Regions from separate parts of the Homo sapiens genome. Here region 2 is linked to region 1. The links are chromatin loops, found by intact Hi-C in ENCODE. Cell type or tissue: PC-3. All regions are shown on one strand. Links, peaks and the distances in the headings refer to the core of each region. The heading gives the core; the rest is flanking DNA. Region 1 has its middle 65 kb from the start of LINC01562. Region 2 has its middle 10 kb from the start of C1orf185.

Evidence for each region. Hi-C counts contacts between places; a loop is a spot of excess contacts. Peaks named below come from ENCODE experiments on the same cell type or tissue, not always from the same donor. Only the 100,000 strongest peaks of a DNase experiment are listed, where the experiment ranks them.
Region 2: a loop joins it to region 1, with 6 times the contacts of the local background. A loop is called at or near these places in 12 of 110 quality-filtered maps.

The regions. Positions count from the first base shown.
Region 1 is chr1:51,164,858-51,175,558 of GRCh38, forward strand. No RefSeq gene overlaps it. Among named protein-coding and RNA genes, the nearest start is that of LINC01562, 65 kb to the right of the region's middle. In PC-3, for the core only: no CTCF peak of the experiment used is centred there; a DNase peak (open chromatin) is centred at 5,704; H3K27ac peaks cover 329 bases.
Region 2 is chr1:51,086,906-51,097,606 of GRCh38, forward strand. No RefSeq gene overlaps it. Among named protein-coding and RNA genes, the nearest start is that of C1orf185, 10 kb to the right of the region's middle. In PC-3, for the core only: a CTCF peak has its summit at 1,768 (motif pointing right); no DNase peak of the experiment used is centred there.

The DNA of each region.
Region 1 (10,701 bases), core at 1,460-9,459:
CCATAACAAGAAAAAAAAGGGAGAAAAGGTAAATGTATGAGATAATGGGTATATTAATTTGCTTGACTGTGGTAATCCCTTCACTATGTATATGTAGATCAAGATAAGTACAGCAAAACATCATGTTATACATTCTAAATATATACAATAAAAAATAGCAAAATCATGCTTTAATCAGACATGATACAGTACCTTTTTTTTTTGAGTGGGGGTCTCACTCTGTCACCCAGGCTGGAGTGCAGGGCACGATCTCAGCTCACTGCAACCTCCTACCCCCAGGTTCAAGAAATTCTCCTGCCTCAGCCTCCTGAGTAGCTGGGATTACAGGCATGCACCACTATGCCTGGCTAATTTTTGTATTTTTAGTAGAGATGAGGTTTCACCACATTGGCCAGACTGGTCTCAAACTCCTGACCTCAGGTGATCTGCCCACCTTGGCCTCCCAAAGTACTGGAATTACAGGTGTGAGCCACCATGCCTGGCCTCAGAACCTCTTTTATAACAACAAAAAAGTATCAACTCTCTTGCTAAAAGAGGCTACAAAGTCCCCTTATCTGTCTTTGGGTGACATTTGTTTCTCATCTAGTGAGTCACAGATCTCTATTTGCATTCTGTTAACCTAAGTAATGAGATGCTTAGTTAACCACTATTAACAGATGTTAGATAGTAAGGAAATGACATAGGAGAAGAAAAGAAAAAGAATTGGTTAAAATATATACAAATACACTTCAAAGTAAGACTGAAATAGCTATAATTGCTACCATCATTATTTCTGTAACTGATCACATAGCTGAGACAGAAAGCAAAATATTCACTACTGGATTATTAGGAGTAATAGTGAGAGGAGTCACCCTTGTGTCTTGGGCCTGAGAATCCTGGCCATGAGACAGGCAGCACCATATCTTGGTAGCTGAGCATGTACCACATCCTGGAGGACATTTCCTGGGCCCTGCAAAGTATTGCCAGCCAGCCAGCACTATAACTGAGTCTTCAAAACTCCTTTTACTATTGTATTAGGCTATTACTTCAGGGTAATGGGAAACATGGTAAGACAAGTGAATTCTGTGAGCATTAACCCACTGACACACCTCATTTGATGTAAAGTAAAATTATTTTCTGGTCAGAAGCAATCCTTTCAAAATACCATGATGGTAAATGAAGTGCTCTGAAGTCCACGGAATGTGGTCTTGGAAGGCAAATCCATTTCCAAAGTAAGGGTATATTCCAGTAAGAATAAAGATGCCTTTGCACGGTGGAAGCAGTCCAATATAATCAACCTGGCTGCAGGTGGCTGACTCAACTCCCCCACCCCCTCCACACCCTCAGGAAATGGAGAACTAGTGTTGGTATCCGCCGTTGGCAGGTTGGGCACTCAGAAGTGGCTATAGTCATATCAGCTTTAGAGAGTGGAGGTTCATATTGCTAACCCATGAGTAATCGCCATCCCTTCCACCATGGCCACATTGTTCAGGAGTCTATTGAGCAAGGACAAAGGTGACTGTTGAAAGAAGGTAACTGACTTCATGGACTGCATCATCTTATCTACCTGACTATTAACATCTTCTGATGTTCCTCATTGAGGAGCTTCTAAATGGGGCTCAAATTTATCTTCACACTCTGTACCCACTCAGAGAAATTTATCTACATACATCTTCCTCAGATTCCTTGTCACTGATTTTCTTTTTTTATTTTATTTTATTTACTTATTTTTTATTTATTTTTATTTTATTTTATTTTATTTTATTTTTATTTTATTTTTTTGAGACAGAGTCTCACTCCGTCGCCCAGGCTGGAGTGCAATGGCACAATCTCAGCTCACTGCAACCTCCGCCTCCCAGGTTCAAGCAATTCTCCTGCCTCAGCCTCCCAAGTAGCTGGGATTACAGGCGCCCGCCACCACACCCCACTAATTTCTTGTATTTTAGTAGAGACAGGGTTTTGCCACATTGGCCAGGCTGGTCTCAAACTCCTGACCTCAGGTGATCTTCCTGCCTTGGCCTCCCAAAGTGCTGGGATTATAGGCGTGAGCCACTGCGCCCGGCTGTCACTGGTTTTCTAATTGTACTTTTTACAAGTTTCCAACCCTCCAGCCAAACCAATAGCTATTGCCGATGAATCAGTAGAGATCTGTATCTCTGAATATTTATCCTTTCAGGCTATACCAAGTGCACTGCTCAAAGTTATACCTACTTAGAAGATTTTCTTTCACCAATGCCCATCAGGGCCATACCTTAGCAGGACTGTGGTGTTCCAGCTGTGAACTTTCAGAAGATGCTGGCATATCATACAGAACTATCTGTAAACCAAGCTCAAGTATATTCTTCGTCAGTCAACTGGTGACAAGAAACTCTACTTGATGACATTGATATGTGTTGAGAAAGAGAAGGTCATGTAATAGGACCAAGAGCCATGGATCTCTTAACCATTTCCTTGTGCAATTTGTTTATGCCTTCAGAATATGCTCAAAGCCAATTATGTCCCAATTCCACTAATTGACTGAGTGCATATATGCATGCCTAACTTTATGTCTTGATGGATCAGACAACATTCACTTCATGGTAAACAGCTCAACTCATGTAGTAACTTGGTGACCATGGTCATATGTTAAGTTTCTAGTAGTTTAATAGCAAGCCATAAGGATAACAATTATTGGCAGAGGAGAACATAGCTTTGCTTCAAATTCTATAGGCTCTGATTTACCAATAGTGGTCTGTAAAAGTCTCCATTATAGCATCCCTATCTGCTATAGACATTTCAAGAAGCATGGATATGCTGGGTCATATGGCCCACGTGGCAGAACTACTGACATGGCAGCCTGGACCTGTTGCAGAGTGTTCTATTCTTCTGGGCCCCACTCACAACTAGAAGAACTCTTTCGGGTTACTCAGCAAATGAGTCAGAGTAGCACAGTTAAAGAAGTATATGTTACCTCCCATATCCAAAGAAGCCCACTAGACGTTGCGCCTCTTGGTGCCTAAGTGTATGTTGCCTCTAATATCCAAAGCAGCCCACTGAGCATTGTGCCTCTTGGTGGTTGGTGGAGTCAGATGCAGAAACTAGTCTTTCACCTTGGAAGGATATCTGAACATGCTCCAGACCACTCGATGCCTAGTAATTTTACTGAGGCAACACTCTCTTGAATTTTTTGGTATTTATTTCCACCCTTTGGCACACATTATATTATTGACTTGTTTAGAGTAGCTGGTAATTCTTGCTCACCAGTTCCAGTCAGGATGATCTCAAAAATATCCTATGGATCAAGACCCATTTGGACCAGATTATAACATAACGGAGGGTTAGAGAGGTAATACAGCCCTGAGGTAGAACAGTGAAGGTGCAGTGCTGATCCTTCCAGGTGAAATAAAACTACTACTTGTAGTCTATAATAACAGGAAGAGAGAGAAAAGCATTTGCCAGTGGAGTAGCTGGATAACAGATTCAAAAGAATGTGTTTCTTTGCTCCAGCAATGAATCAATGCCTGAAACAGTGGCTGTAGTTGGAAGAACCACATGATTACATTTGCAACAATCTACTTTCATTTTCTAAGATCTATTTTCTCCACAGACCAAATAGGCAAGTTGAAAGAAGATGTGGCAGAAATCACCACCTCTGCATCCCTTAAGCAACACTAATCACTACAATCTATGTGGTATTGCTCTTGGTTTACTATTGTGAAAGGGAAAACCATTCTAGTGGCTTCCATTTGGCATTTGCTACCACAATAACCCTCATTCCACGGGTCAGGGAACCTGTGTGGAGATTTTGCCATTTGCTAAGTACATTTATTTCAAATACACATTCTGGAACTGGAGTAATAACCATGGGCCCACTGAGATGAACCCAAACCAAAACTCCATTAATAACCTGACCTCCATAAGCCTCTGTTTTGACTAGAAGACCACTGTGACATTTTAGGTCTCCAGGAATTATGTCAGTCCACAACCATTATCTAGTAATCCATAAGAAAAATCTAGCTTTTATTTCCCTTAGCCTAATAAACTGTCACTCTGGTAAATGGCTGCAAAGCTTTTGTGGAGAGCCTAGGAGAAAGATTTACAGTGTAAATTTCAAACAGAGAGGCAGGGTCTTTCTTCAAAACCCATTCTTTATCCAAAGGGATCTGGGCCTGTGAACCGGCTCAAATCTGCGAAGTGGTTGAGGAGCCACAATTCTATACTGTGGTAGCTCAAGTCAGACATATTTATCAGAGCTAGAGCTTTTCCTCTTATTCAAGTCAAGTAAGTCTTTAAAGATTAAAGTCTGTCTCCACTGTGGTTGACAACAGCTGAAGCGTCTGCTTGGCTCTTTCAGTTCCCAGCTGTTGTTTTCTCCAGATCCCTTGGATTTTCACCCATGCATGTACAGTTCAAAAGTGAGCCAAGGATTTGAGGGGCATTTATATACAAATTTGGGGCTCTGACATCCACATCTCCCTCCTTTCTAGGATTTTCTCCCTTCCTTAATTTCCAGGCGCTCTGGCAGTTTGAAATTCCTTTTCTAATTCCTCAGGTCAATAAGACTCTAGCTTTCTGCTTTCAGATCTAGCCTCCAGGTATTACAGAAAGTCGGGAATATCCTAAGTGGGAAAGCCTATTAAACATATATCTTAACTAATGTATTATTGTTTCCTTCTTTCAAATGCCAAATCTCCAGCTTCTGCTCTGTTTTAGTGGCCCTTCAGTTCATAATCGTTATCTGCAGGAGAATTTATTCAGTATAAGCAATTATGTCATTACCAGAACTTTCTACTTTTTTTCGGTAGTTTTTCAATTATTTCTCAAGCATATTATTGAGGGCAACTGTCATATGTAATCAGTCTACTATCTTTTTTTTTTTTTTTTTTTGAGATGGAGTTTTGCTCTTGTTGCCCAGGCTGGAGTGCAGTGGCACGATCTCAGCTCACCACAACCTTCTCCTCCTGGGTTCAAATGATTCTCCTGCCTCAGCCACCCAAGTAGCTGGGATTACAGGCATGGGCCACCACGCCTGATCAGCCTACTATCTTGAAAGCAGTGTTCCAGTTTTACAGTCTCTAAAGGCCTCCAACCATTGATCAAACCAATATCTAAAAATTTTACCCTTCTAGGTCCTAGCAAGCAAGAAGGGGTGGTAAATTTATCTAATGGCTGAATTTCAGGCAAAAGAAAATCCATGATGCCCTGTTCTTATTTCAATATTGATTGGCCTCACAGCAGATGTGGAAACTAAGAAAGAGAATTGAAAAGAATGACATATCACCATAATTGTATGATATGTCTTTAAGTTATAGTAGTTTACCTTAAAATGCTATTATAGTATATTTGTATACATTTTGTATACAGTAATGCACCATATAATTTTTCAGTCAACAATGGACCACATATATGACCATGGTCCCATAAGATTACAGTGGAGCTGAAAAATTCCTGTTGCCTAGTGATGTTGTACCCATTATAACATAATAGCACAACATATTGCCTTTTCTATGTTTAAATACATTTAGATACACCAATATTTACCATTGTGTTACAATTTTGTACAGTATGCAGTACATTAACATGCTATACAGTTTTGTAGCTTAGAAGCTATAGGCTATATGCTGTATAGCCTAGGTATGTAGTAGGTTATACCATCTAGGTTTGTGTAAGTACACTCCATGATGTTTGCACAATGATGAAATCACCTAATGACACATTTCTCAAACCATATCCCTGTTGTTAAGCAATGCATGACTGTATCTAGTGCATATAGTACATTGTGTAAGTATCTTACAAGAGTATATGTCATTTCCCCCCACCATTCTTTGTGCTTTGTTGTCATGCATTTTACTGTTACTTTTGTTTAAAACGCCACACTACATCATTATTATTTTTACTTGAAATAGCAAATTATTTTTTAAAAGAATAAAAGCGAGGGCCAGGCGCAGTGGCTCATGCCTGTAATCCCAGCACTTCAGGAGGCCGAGGCAGGCAGATCACTTGAGGCCAGGAGTTCAAGACCAGCCTGGCCAACATAGTGAAATCCTGTTTCTACTAAAAATAAAATAAATAAATAAATAAATAGCTGGCCGTGGTGGTGCACACCTGTAAAAAAAAAAAAAAAGAGAGAGAGAGTGAGTGAGAAATGTATCAGCTTACAATGCTTTGCACAGACAAATGCAAGTTTGAAGATACCTAAGTTAAAATAGTATATATTTCTTTTTTTTTTTTTTTTTGAGACAGAGTCTGGCTCTGTCACCCAGGCTGGAGTGCAGTGGCGCGATCTCCACTCACTGCAAGCTCTGCCTCCCAGGTTCATGCCATTCTCCTGCTTCAGCCTCCCGAGTAGCTGGGACTACAGGCACTCGCCACCACGCCTGGCTAATTTTTTGTATTTTTAGTAGAGACGGAGTTTCACCATGTTAGCCAGGATGGTCTCAATCTCCTGACCTCATGATCTGCCCGCCTCGGCCTCCCAAAGTGCTGGGATTACAGGCGTAAGCCACTGCGCCTGGCCAAAATAGTATATATTTCTTTAAAAATCACTATGTATTAGAACTTGTGGGAAAAGGCAATAACAAAAATAAGAAAAAAATTTTTTTAATCACAGGTACTATTGAAGTATAAACAAGTTTTAGAAAGTACTGGTTATACAGGTTGTAGAAAACACTTTCACAGGACCTGAAATCAGTTTAAGGAAAATATCTGAGCCTTAAGCATTGAAGGCACTTGACTTTATACCAGCAACAGCACAATTACAAGAAATGCAGTGTTGTAGATGATTCCACCTCTCTGAAGTATGAATGGGGTACATACACAGCAAGTAGAGTTCAGGAAACTTTATCTTTCAGCCACCCCATCTAAGAGCAGGATTTTGCCTGCCAGTATAACCCAGATACACAGTCATATGCAGACACATACAACGAAGCTTCCAGAGCTTATCTGACTTCTTAGACAGAACTCACATAAGCACACAAACACAAACTGAAATCATAACAAACAGTCTCTTGGACCACAGTGCAATCAAATTAGAATTTAAGATTAAGAAATTCACTCAATTGGCTGGGTGCGGTGGCTCACACCTGTAATCCCAACACTTTGGGAGGCAGAGGCAGGTGGATCGCCCGAGGTCAGGAGTTCAAGACCAGCCTGGCCAACATGGTGAAACCCCATCTCTACTAATAATACAAAAATTAGTGGGGCATGATGCCACACACCTGTAATCCCAGCTATTCAGAAGCCTGAGGCAGGAGAATCACTTGAATATGGGAAGCGGAGGTTGCAGTGAGCCAAGATCACACCTGAGTGACAAGAGTGAAACTCCGTCTCTGAAAAAAAAAAAAAGAATCCTGAATGACTTTTGGGGTAAATAATGAAATTAAGGCAGAAATCAAAAAGTTCTTTGAAACTAGTGAGAACAAAGATACAATGTACCAGAGCCTCTGGGATGTAGCTAAAGCAGTGTTACAAGGAAAATTTATAGCTCTAAATGGCCACATCAGAAAGCTAGAAAGATCTCAAGTTAACAACCTAACATCACACAAACACAAGAGGGTATTTCAAGACACACACTTGCAAGTGCTCTTTCTACAGAAACAGCCAAAGTATTATAATATTCAGAATGTGGAAGATTGACACAGAGTCTGAGGATTTTGTTTTTTGAGATGGAGTCTTGCTCTGTTGCCCAGGCTGGAGTGCAGTGGCACAACCTTGGCTCACTGCAACCTCCATCTCCCAGGTTCAAGTGATTCTCCTGCCTCAGCCTCCCGAGCAGCTGGAACTACAGGTGTGTGCCACCACGCCCGGCTAATTTTTTGTATTTTTAGTAGAGACGGGGTTTCACCATGTTAGCCAGGATGGTCTCCATCTCCTGACCTTGTGATCTGCCTGCCTCGGCCTCCCAAAGTGCTGGGATTACAGGCGTAAGCCATCGCACCTGGCCAGTCTGAGGATTTTTTAGAGGAAAAAAACAAAAGACTTGGCAATATGATAACTACATAACAGATATGGCAATCTACAGGACAAAAAGACAGCATTTCATAAAACATTGTTCATACAATGCTGTTCATGGAAAACAGTAAAACACCTTTTAGCAGAGTGCGTGTTAACTCTTTTAGTAAGATTATCTGTAATGAGGTTTGAAAGTAAATCACTTAGTAGGCAAAGTAAAGCATTGCAGAACCAGGAAATAGCACCCATCACTTCTGCTTTAATCGTAACTACAGAAAGCTGAAAGTCAAACAATTTTTTAAAAGGCAAAGAAGCATTTCCCTTTGAATTCAGTCCTAAGATAAAAACATGAATGTTTTATAATTAATTTCAAAATAAGTATCTTTCAAGTGTTTTATGAAACATTTTTCCCTGAGAGGCAAATTCAACATTATGAAAACACGTATTTTGCCAGGTAGTTACTGAGAAATGTCAATCCTTCAATTCTATAGAGAAAAAGACACATGGATTTCGTCTCTGAATCCCACAGCCACTTTCATGTTCACTGCTTCTGCTTTACGTTCTGCATCGGTCTCTTAAGGTGGAGATAAAAGTATGATGCTCATTGCTAGAACATCAACAACAAATCAAAAGAAAAATCCAGTAAAGGATGGCAGGTGTAACAAAAACTGAGTTTCTGAGGAAGCAAAAACAAGAATTAGGTAAAGTTTTATAAAGAATTCTATAGAAAGACTTAAATATAAAAAACTCACTAAAAATCCTTAAAGCCTGATGGATTATTGCAATGTCAAGTTAGCTTAGGTCTACAGACATGTTGCTAGAAACGAAACTAAAGGGGGCATGTGAGAATATGTTCAAATAATTTCTGCCTTTCAGGATGTTATTTTTTTCCTTAGAAGCCACAGGTGACTTTGAACTTAAATTATTCACCAAAATCACAAAACCAAAACAATAATATAAGAAAAAGACCAACAGCATCATTAAGAAACTTGAATCTCCTCTTCTTTCTTTAGCATCTAAATGGTAGTTATCTAAATTTAACACATAACAGGCACTGGAAGTGGTGATTGTCTGAACAGCCTGATTATCCATAGCCTCAAAAGGAGATCTGATATTTTTGTGATTTGGTTCTCATTAAATTCCTATACCAAGTAAAATGCCAGTTCCTGTGGCCTATGTTTTAAGATGATAGATAGACAGATAGATAGATAGATAGATAGATAGATAGATAGATAGATAGATATACTTTTATATAAATATAGTTTTTTCTGAGAGCAACCTTACTCAGAATTATGAAGTGTATTTGCAGTAGCTGTTCTAAAATCTGTGTCTGCTAATACCATCATCTCTGTCATTTCTGTCTTTCTTTTGATTGATTTTTTTCCTAGTTAAAGGTCATATTTTTCTGCTTCTCCATTTGCCTGGTAATTTCTTATCTGATACTAGACATTGCGGGATATTTTGGTTTTTTGGTTTTCTTGAGACAGGGTCTCACTCTATCACCCAGGCTGGAGTACAGTGGTGCCATCTTGGTTCACTACAACCTCTGCCTCCCAGGTTTAAGTGATTCTTGTGCCTCAGCCACCCAAGTAGCTGGCATTACAGGTGTGGGCCACCACCCCCAGCTAATGTTTGTATTTTTAGTAGAGATGGGGTTTTGCCATGTTGGCCAGGCTGGTCTTGAACTCCTGGCCTCAAGCGGTCCACCTGCCTCAGCCTCCCAAAGTGCTGGATTACAGGCATGAGCCACTGCGCCTGGCTGACAATGTGGTTTTTACATTGTTGAGTGTATTTGCTTACAACACCAACAAAAATCCATCATTGGCGGATTTTTAAAAATTATTTAAATAATGTTGGACTTTGTCAACATTTTAAGGACATAGAATCAGTGTGATCCTTTTGAGTCTTGCTTTTAAGATTTGTTAGATTGGGGCTGGTCGCGGTAGTTCACGCATGTAATCCCGGCACTTTGGGAGGCCAAGGTAGAAGTATCACTTGAGGTCAGGAGTTCGAGACCAGCCTGACCAACATGGTAAAACCCCATCTCTACTACATATGCAAAAATTAGCCAGGTGTGGTAGCGCGAACCTGTATTCCCAGCTACTCGGGAGGCTGAGGCAGGAGAATTGCTTGAACCCCAGAGGCGGAGGTTGCAGTGAGCCATGACAGTGCCACTGCTCTCCAGCCTGGGCAACAGAGAAAAAAAAATTGTTAGATTGGGTCCAGATCAGCCTTTAATCTAAGCAAAATTTAGCTCCACTACTAAGGTGTTCCCCTTCTGAGGACTCTATCCGATCCACTATATATTATTTTGTCTTCCCACTCCGGCTTTGCACACAAAATATTCCCAGCCCTGGGTAAGCTATCGGAATTGTTTGGCCTGCTGCTTTCCAATATTTAGCTTCAGATAATTTCCTCATACATGTGCACAGATCAGTCCTCAGCCAAAGATTCAGGGAGAATCCTCTGCAGTTCTCCAAAGCTCTTTCTTTTTGCAGTTCCCTCCTCTTTGACAGTCTGCCTCACCAGTACTAGCTGTCTTAGCCTCCCCAAACTCCAGTGATTGTCTCCTCAACTCAACTAGACCACCAGACTCTTTAAATTCCTCTTTCCTTATCTGCCGTGTGGAAACTTCCTCCAGGCAGTAAGTCGGGAACTCAAGGGTTCACTTCATTTACTTCCTGTATCTTAGGGTTGATAGTCCTGCAATGCCTGTTACCCAATGTCCAGAAACATTGCTTCATAATTTTTTCTGGGTTTCTAATTAAGTAGAACAGTCCCTGTTATTGCATG
Region 2 (10,701 bases), core at 1,126-9,125, 78 kb before region 1:
GCTCTGGGTGGCCCACAGCACCAGTTCCCTAGAAGGCACTACCTCAGGTCCAGTACAGGGGGACATGACTGCTCTGGGTAGCCAAGCCACCAGTTTCCCAGTAGGCACTGCTTCACCTCCAGTGCTAGGGGCATTACTGATCTGGGTGGCCAAGGCACCATATCCCTGGAAGGTAGGATACTGCTGCTGCAGCTCCTGCACTAGGGGGCAGGACACAGCAATCACTGGGAGGGGTAGGGCAGAGCAGCTTGAATCCATGGAATAGCGTGTAGCAGCAGCTTGATTTAGGGATGGTGAACCACCAGACAGTGGTGGTACAGGTGTAACAAACCCTCAGGAATGGAGAGGTGCAATAGCCCCTCACCTCCCGAGCAGGACTTCCTCCAGCCATGGTTCTGGATCTAACATGGCACAGCAGAGTAGCAGCCCATGAAGGGCAGAGCACAGCATTGACTCCTCTGGAAGAAGTGCAGCCATATGGACACCAGGCAGTTCCCTCTGCTGGGCTTAGCACCTTTGAGAAATACAGGATTTCCCAGTGGTGAGGACTGTAGTAATCTCAGTGGTGATGAGGGCTGCTGGGTTCCTCTTGCTTACCTTTCCCTTCACTGAAAAGTTTATCCCGGTTCTGAGCTGGTCCTGACTGGAGTATGGACGAGGTAGGATGTGAGCTGCTTCCTTCTTTTCTTTATGTAACTATCCTGGGTTTCTATGCTCTACAGAGTTTATACTACTACTTTTTTTTTCTTTTTGAGACGGAGTCTCATTCACTCTGTCACCCAGGCTGGAGTGCTGTGGTCTGATCTCGCCTCACTGCAACCTCCGTCTCCCAGGTTTGAGCGATTCTTGTGCCTCAGCCACCCGAATAGCTGGGTTTACGGGTGTGCACCACCATGCCCAGCTGCTTTTTGTATTTTTAGTAGAGATAGGATTTCACCATGTTGGCCAGTCTGGTCGCGAACTCCTGACCTCAAGTGATCCGCTGCCTTGGCTTCCCAAAGCGCTGGGATTACAGGCGTGAGCCACTGCACCGGCCTATACTACTCCTTTGATATATTTCTGTTTTCTCCTTCAGTTATTTTCATCAAAATATAGTTGTTTATTCATTTCTTTGGCTGTCTTTGTGTGGGAGACAAGCACAGGAGCTTCTAGTCAACAACCTAGCTGATGTCCTCCTCTTAAAATTTTAATTGAACCTATGCATGGTGGCTTATGCCTGTAATCCCACTGACTTGGGAGGCTGAGGTTGGAAGATCACTTGAGGACAAGAGTTCTAGGCCAGTCCGGACAAATAGTGTGATCCCACCTCTAAAAAATAAGAAACAAAAAAAATTAAAAATTAACTGAGCATGAAGATATGCATCTGTAGTCCCAGCTACTTAGGGAGGCTGAGGAAGGAGGATCACTTGAGCCCAGGGGTTCAAAGCTGCAGTGAGTTACGCTTATGCCACTGCACTGTAGCCTGGGCAACAGAGTCAGACCCCAGCTCTGAAAACTTTTTTAAGTTGAAGAGTTTTCATAATAGCATATTACCACTTATTAGTGGTAGTATTAATATTATTTGTACTTATATAATTGCATTTCTCTTATATATATTTAAATCTTACAATAAGCACTAAATGATGCTTTGGGATGTTAATACCTTAATGAAAATAATGAAGCACTATATATTTTATTACTATACCAAAAGCTATAAAAGCTATTCCTCAAAAGCTATAAAAGCCTTTCTTAAAAACTATAAAGTATAATGCCCAGCAGAGGATGCTGCAACTGCATGAAGAAAAGCAGACAATGTCCTTAGTGACATCACATCTTCCTAATTCAAGTCAGGGAAACTAATACATACTTATCCTAGACAGTGATGCACGTTTGTCTTCTGGCTTATGACCTACTGAACTTTTGGAAGAAGAGTTACAGTGAAAAGAACCTAGGAAAATTCAGAGGAAACTTGAGGGACAAAATTGGATGACTACCTTGGTGTGAAGGTCAGCAGACTTCTCTCATTCTCTAGTGGCATCAAAATGTACTTATATAATTCAACATCTGTTTTGGCATCTTTAAATAGTACTCCCTAACACCATTTTAAAAATGCCCTTAGTGATTGAATTGGTATATTAGCTGTTCTTGCATTGCCATAAAGAAATATCTGAGACTGGGCAATTTTTAAAGAAAAGAGGTTTAACTGGCTCATAGTTCTGCAGGCTATACAAGCATGGTGCTGGCATCTGCTCAGCTTCTAGGGAGAGAGCTTTTACTCATGGCGGAAGGTGAAGGGGGAATAGGCATATCACATGGTGAAAGCAAGAGCAAGAGAGAGTCGGGGGGCACACATTACAACAAAACAAGAACTCAATATCATGAAGACAGCACCAAGCCATAAGCGATCTGCCCCCATCATCTAAACACCTCCCACAGGCCCCATCTCCAACCTTGCGGATTACAATTCAGCATGAGATTTGGTGGGGACATATACTCAAATCATATCAATTGGTGACACATGTATATAGTGTGTCTTTCATATTGACAATTCAGATATTTCTATTGATGATAAGATAAAAATATATATTATCTTGCGGCATCCTTTGCAACTTCCACTTAGTTATTAGATGATTTCTTCAAGACCTGACATTTTAAAAAGTAAGGAATTCAACAGGTAAATTACTAAGAATCTCTAAGCAAACATACCCAATAAAAATCAAAACAAGTGAGATACAGATTACTGGAATAAATAGTCTTTCAGTGCAAAGACAGACATACATCCATAAGAGAAATCTGCAAACAGAGATCTCCCCAAATGAACAAAGCAAAGAACCAGTGACTGATCCTAACAAGATGACAAAATATGAGGTCTCTGACCAATTATTCAAAGCAGCGGTTTTAAGGAAACTCAGTGATCTCCAAGATGACACTGAAAAACAATTCAGAAATGTATAAAAGAAATTTAACAAAGATATTGAAATAATTTTCTAAAAATCAAGCAAATCTTGGAATTAAGAAATACATTGGCAGAAGTGAAAAATTCATTAGAGCCTCTCAGCAGCAGAATGGATCAAGCAGAGGGAAGAATCAAAAAGCAGGAGGAGGCCAGGCACGGTTGCTCATGCCTGTAATCCCAGCACTTTGGGAGGCCAAGGCAGACGGATCACTTGAGGTCATGAGTTCAAGACCAGCCTGACCAACATGGTGAAACTATGTCTGTACTAAAAATACAAAAATTTGCCGGATATGGTGGCATACACCTGTAATCCTAGCTACTTGGGAGGCTGAGGCAGGAGAATTACTTGAACCTAGGAGGCGAAGGTTGCAGTGAGCCATGATCATGCCATTGTATTCCAGCCTGGGTGACAGAGCAAGACTCTGTCTCAAAAAAAAAAAAAAAAAAAAATCGGGAAGACATGGCCGGGTGTTGTGGCTCATGCCTGTAATCCCAGCACTTTGGGAGGCTGAGGCAGGTGGATCACCTGAGGCCGGGAATTCGAGACCAGCCTGGCCAACATGGTGAAATTCCATCTCTACTGAAAATATAAAACTAGCCAGGCATGGTGGTTGGTGCCTGTAGGTGTCTGTAATCCCAGCTACTCAGGAGGCTGAGGCAGGAGAATCTCTTGAATTCAGGAGATGGAGGTTGCAGTGAGCCAAGATCGTGCCATTGCACTTCAGCCTGGGCAAGAAGAGTGAAACTCTGTCGCAAAAAAAAAAAAAAAAAGGCAAGAAGACAGGGTATTTGAAATTATACAATCAGAGGAGGAAAAAGAATGAAAAGGAGTGAGGATTGCCTAGAAGATGTATAGAAAGTTACCTCAAAAGACAAAATCTAAGAGTTATTGGTGTTCAAGAGGGAGTTGAGCAAGAGCAAGGAGTAGAAAGCTTACTCAAAGAAATAATAACAGAAAATTTTCCAAAACTTGAGAAAGATATAAAAGATATACAGGAAGTTCAGAGAACACCAGAGAGACTTGACCCAATTAAGACTAACCCAAGGCATATAATAATCAAACTTTCAAAGTTCAAGGACAAAGAGAGGATCCTAAAAGTAGCAAGAGAAAAGAAGCAAATAACATAAAAGAACTCTAAGCTGTCTGGCAGGAGACTTCTTAGTGGAAACTATGCAGGACAGTAGGGAGTGGGACTACATTTTCAAGATGCCAAAAGAATGTATTATGCATTTCCCCAAACCACTTAAATATGTATTCCTAATACATTATAGTTTTAAATATATCATACAAAGATTAATTGAAAAGAAGGATTAATTGGCACATTTGATATTATCTTAGGTGACATTATCACAAAACCAACTGTTTTGGTATATAATAAATATATGAACACAATAAATGTGTATTCTATGTGCTGTACAAATATTAACCACTATGGTTCATGAAATTATTGACCGTTGATAAAATTCCTCACTTATAATATTATTTTGTATTTTTTCTAATTACAAGCTGCATTTTTGATGTTACTAAATTTTGGCACAAAAGGAGATGTAGGCTCAGTCTACTGTTTTGATAAAACTCAAAATCAAATGGCATAATTTCTTAATTTACTTTAGATTCAATATCTCATTTGTCTCATACAGTAAGTCTGAGGGGTAGGGAGCTACAGCAGTTACAGTCATTTTCTCTCTCCTATATCAGAGGATCTTTAGATATAGGGTATTTGTGGATTGACTCATTTCCCCACATTATTTTTGTATATCAACTACCATGACAATGAGAGAAACTTGGAACACTACAAATTATAAGCAAACTTATATAAAGATAAAAATGATTGAAAAAAACTCAAGAAGGAATAGAAGACATCAATAAATCTATAAAAAGTAAAGATATTAAATTGATTTTTAAAACTTTTACAAAGAATATCCCAGATCCAAGTGGTATCACAAATGTACCCTGCCAATTTTTAATGAAGAATTAAAAACAGTAATTCACAAATACTTTTACAAAAGACAGAAGAGGAGGGAATGCTTTCTCATTAATTCTACTAGACCAGGATTACTATAATCTAACAACCACACAAAAGCAGTACAAGAAAAGAAAACTACAGAACATATCTCTCTTAAATGTCCACAAAGAAATATTCAAGATAATACTAGCAAACTGAATACAAACATATAAAAAGGATTACACACTATTACTAAGTGTGATAGTATGAACAAATACATAGTTTGTCTAACATGTAATAAACTGTTAGCTTTTCTGTCCATGTCCATCACTCCTGGAGTTTCTTCGTGTGTGTGTGTGTGTGTGTGTGTGTGTGTGTGTTACTTGTAAAAACACTTAACATGGATATGTTTGTTATCCTGATTATGATGGGAGTATCACAAGTATATGCATAAATCCAGACTCAAATAGTATACGCTAAACACGTGTGTGGGGTATACTAATTTTCCTTCAATAAAGTTGTTAAAAACAATGTAATACCCCATATTAATAAAACAAAAGGACAATTTTTAAAAGATGCTGAAATAAAGCTGGGCATGAGGGCTCACACTCGTAATTCCAGTGCCTTGGGAGTATGAGGTAAGAGGATTGCTTGAGACCAGGAGTTCAAAGAGCTGAAAGAAAAGAACTGCCTCCAAGAATACTGTATTCAGCAAGGAAAGATAGTCTTTCCAAGACAAACAAAAACTAAGAGAATTTACCACCACCAGTCCTGTCTTACAAGAAATCATAGAGTTTTTCAATCTGGAAGAATGAAACACTAACGTGCAAAAAGAAAACATTTGGAAGTATAAAACCCACCAGTAAAATTAATTATAAGGACAACCACAGAATATTTCAATAGCTTAATTATGGTGTGCAATCCATGCATACCTCTAGTATGAAGCCTAAAAGACAAATATATCAAAAATAACAATAGCTGTAGCAACCTGTTAATAGACAGACCATATAAAAATATGTAAATTGAGGCAACAAAATGTGTGTGGGGGCGGAGTTAAGATAGAGAGTTTTTTTAGTTTATCCTTTGTTTCTATTTTTTTGTGATCTAAGTTGTCATCTCTTTAAAATAACTAGTTATATTTATAAGATTTTTTGTAACCCTCATGATAACCATTATGCAAAAAGCCTATAATAGATACAATAAAAATAAGATGCCATGAGTTAAAACATACTACTAGTAAAAACCACTTAAGCACAAAGGAAGATGGGAAGAAAGGAAGAGAAGAGTTACAAAACAACCAGGAAACCATCAACAAAATGGCAGGAGTAAGTCCTTACTCATCAATAATAACACTGAATGTAAATGACTCTATTCTTTAATTGAAAGTCACAAAGTACCTGAATGTATAAAGAAACAAGACCCAGTTGTGTACTGCCTGCAAGAAACCCACCTCACCTATAAAAACACACATAGACTGAAAGTGAAGAGGTGAACAATGTTATTCCATGTAAGTGGAAAGCAAAACAGAGCAGGAGTAGCTAAACTTATATCAGATAAAAGGGACTGCACATCAAGACTATAAAAAGAGATTAAGACGGTCACTGTATAATGATAAAGGGGTCAATTCAGCAAGAGGATATAACAATTATAAATATTTATGCACCACCACTGGAGCACCCACGTATATAAAGCAAACTTTAATAGACTGAAAGGAAGAGATAGATTGTAATACAGTAATAGTAGGTGATTTCAACAGCCCACTCTAGTAATGGACAGATCATCACCCCACAGAAAATCAACAAAGAAACATTGAGGTTAAACTGTACACTAGACAAAATAGAACTAACATTTACAGTCCATTTCACCCAAGTACTGCAGAATACACTTTTTTTTCCATCAGCACATGGAACATTCTACAGAACAGACCATATATTAGGTCATAAAACAAGCCTCAACAAATTGCAAAAAGTAGAAATAATGCCAAGTATCTTTTTTGACCACAATGGAATGAAACTAGAAGTCAGTAACAAGAGGAACCCGAGAAATTACACAACACATGGAAATTAAACAACATGCTACCAAATGATAAATGGGCCACTGAGGAAATTAAGAAGGAAATTAAAACACTTTGAGGGTGGAGGCAGAGCAAGATGGACAAATAGAAGACTTAATTGATTGTCCTCCCAGCAACTATCCACAACAATTGAACAATGGTTCAATCCACAATTGAATGACTATCCACACAAAAAAGCACCTTTATAAGAACCAATAATCAGATGAACAATCGTAGTACTTGGTTTTAAGTTCATATCACTGAAAGAGGCACTGAAGAGGGTAGGAAAGCATTTTGAATTGCCAGTGCCACCCCTTCCTCATCCCCTACAGCAGCTATATGGTGCAGAGAGAGAATCTGTGTGCTTGGAAGAGGAAAAGTGTAGTGATTTTGGGACTTTGCACTGGAACTCAGTGCTCCCTGTCACAGCAGAAAGCAATACCAGGCAGAACTCAGACAGAGCCCGTGGAGGGAGCATTTAGACCAGCCATAGCCAGAGCAGAATTGCCCACCCTAATAGAACCATTGTCAGAACTTAAGTTCCAGCAAGCCTTGCCACCGTGGGCTAAAATGTTCCAGAGCCCTAACTAAACTTGAAAGGCAGTCTAGGCCACAAGGACTGCAATTTCTTGGCAAGTCCTGCTGCTGTGCTGAGCTTGGAACCAGTGGACTTGGGGGCAAGTAACCTAGTGAGACACCAACCAAGGCAGCCAAGGGAATGTTTGCACACCCCTCTTCCATCCCCGGGCAGCACAGCTCGCAGCTACAAAAAAGACTCCTTCCCTCTGCTTGAGAAGAGGAGAGGGAAAAGTAAAATAGAGTTTGTCTTGCAACTTGGATACCAGATCAGCCACGTAGGATATTGCACCAGGCAGAGTCTTGAGGCTCCCATTCCAGGCCCTAGCTCCTGGATGATGTTTCTAGACACACCCTGAGCTAGAAGGGAACCCACTTCCTGGAAGGGAAGGACCCAGTCCTGGCAGAATTCATCACCTGCTGACCCAAGAGTGCTTGGGCCCTGAATAACCAGCAGCAATACCCAGGCAGTACTTGCCATGGGCCTTGGGTGAGACTCAGAGACATGCTCGCTTTAGGTATAACCCAGCACATTCCCACCTGTGGTGGCTATGGGGAGAGCCTTCTTCTGCTTGAGAAAAGGAGAGGGAAGAGTAAAGGGGACTTGGTCTTGCAGCTTAGGTACCAGCTTGGCCACAGTGGGGTAGAGCACCAAGCAGGCTCTTGGGCCCTGATTTCAGGTCTTGGCTCTTGGACAGCATTTCTGGACCTGCCCTGTGCCACAGGGGAGCCCATTGCCCTGAAGGGAGAGACCCAGGCCTGGCAATATTCACCACAAGTTGACTGGAGAGCCCTTGGGTCTTGAGTGAATATCAGAGGTAGCCAGGCAGTACTTACCATGGGTCTAGGGTAGTGATGGTCATGGGGAGAGACTTCGCTTGTGGAAAGGGGAGGGAAGAGTGGGGAAGACTTTGTCTTGTGGCCAGGGTGCCAGCTCAACTGCAGCAAAATAGAGCACCAGGTAGCTTCCTAAGGTTTCTGACTTCAGGCTCTCAGATGACATCTCTGGGCCCACCTGGGGTCAGGGGGAACTGGCTGCCCTGAAGGAAAGGTTGCAAGCCTGGCTGGCTTTGCCACCTGCGATTGTAGAGCCCTAAGGCCTTGAGTGAACATAGGTGGTAGCCAGGTAGTGATTACCACAGGCTTTGGGCGAGACCCAGTACCATGCTAACTTCAGGTTTGAACTAGCACACTCCCAGTGGCTCTCCCAGCTATAGGCACCTCAGCACACAGAGCAATATTCCATTTGTTTGACAGAAAGTAAAGGAAGGGAACAAGAGTCCCTGCCTTGTAATCTAAAGAGTTCTTCCTGGTCTTATCCAAGACCATCAAGGCGGTACCTCTAGGAGTCTGTAAGAGCCATAGCATTACTCAGCTTGGGGTGCCCCCTAATACAAATATGGATCCCATGACCAAAAACTTAGATCACAACACCCAAGTCCCTTCAAATATTTGAGAAGCCTTACTAAAAAGAACAGGTACAAACAAGCCCAGACTGCAGAGACTACAAAAAATACTTAACTCTTCAATGCTCAGACACCAACAAACATCCACAGGCATCAAGACCATCCAGGAAAATGTGACTTCACCAAACAAACTAAGGCACCAGGGACCATTCCTGGAGAGAGAGAGAGATGTGACCTTTTAGACAGAGAATTCAAAATAGCTGTTTGAGGAAACTCAATGAAATTCAAGATAATACAGAGAAGGAATTCAGAATCCTATCAGATAAATTTAACAAAGAGACTGAAAGAATAAAAAAGAATCAAGAAGAAATTCTGGAGTTGAAAATGCAATTGACATACTGAAGAATGCATCAGAGTCTTTTACCAGCAGAATTGATCAAGCGGAGGAAACAATTAGTGAGCTTGAAGATAGGCTATTTGAAAACAGAGGAGACAAAAGAAAAAAGAATAAAAAAGAAAGAAACACACCCACAGTTCTAGAAAATATCCTCCAAAGGGCAAATCTAAGAGTTTTTAGTCTTAAAGAGGAGACAGATAGGGGTAGAAAGTTTATTGAAAGAGATAATAACAGAGAACATCCCAAATCTAGAGAAAGATATCAATATTCAAATACAAGAAGGTTATAGAATGCCAAGCAGATTTAACCCAAAGAAGACTGCCTCAAGGCATTTAATAATCAAACTCCCAAAGGTCAAGGATAAAGAAAGGATCCTAAAAGCAGCAATGGAAAAGAAAGAAATAACATGCAATGGAGTTCCAATAGGTCTGGCAGGAGACTTTTCAATGGAAACCTTACAGGGCAAGAGAGAATGCGTGACATATTTAAAGAGGTGAAGGAGAAAAAAAGTTTATTCTATAATAGTATATCCAGCAAAAATATCCTTCAGACATGAAGGATAAAAAGACTTTCCTAGTTAGACAAAAGTTGAGGGATTTCATCAACACCAGACCTGTAATATAAGAAATGCTAAAAGGAGTTCTTCAATCTGAAAGAAAAGAATGTTGATAAGCAATAAGAAATCATCCGAAGGTACAAAACTCACTGGTAATAGTAAGTACACAGAAAAACACAGACTATTATCACACTGTGATTGTGGTGTGTAAACTATTCATAATACCTTGAGTAGAAAGACTGAAACATGAACTGATCAAAAATAGTAACTACATCAACTTTTCAAGACATAGACAGTAAAATGAGAAAAAAAATTTGATTAAAAAAGGGCAAATGATCTTAACAGATATTTCTCAAAAGAAGACATCCAAATAGTCAATAAATATATTTTCAAATGCTCAACATTACTTATCACAAGCTATCTGCAAGGAAAAATCCCAATGAACTATCATTTCATCCCAGTTAAGATAGTTATTATAAAAAAGACAAAAATAGCAAAGGCTGATGAGGATGCAGAGAAAAGGGAACTCTTATATACTGTTCATTAGAATATAAACTAGTACAACCACTATGGAGAACAGAATGGAGGTTCCTCAAAAAACTACAAGTAGAACTACCACATGATCCAGCAATCCCACTACTGGGCATTTATCCAAAAGAAAAGAAATCAGTATATCAGAGTGACATCTGCATCCCTATGTTTATCGTAGTACTATTCACAATAGCCAAGATATGGAATCAACCAAGGTGTGCAGCAATAGATAAATGGATAAAGAAAATGTGGTGGCCAGGCATGGTGGCTCATGCCTATAATCCGAGAACTTTGGGAGGCC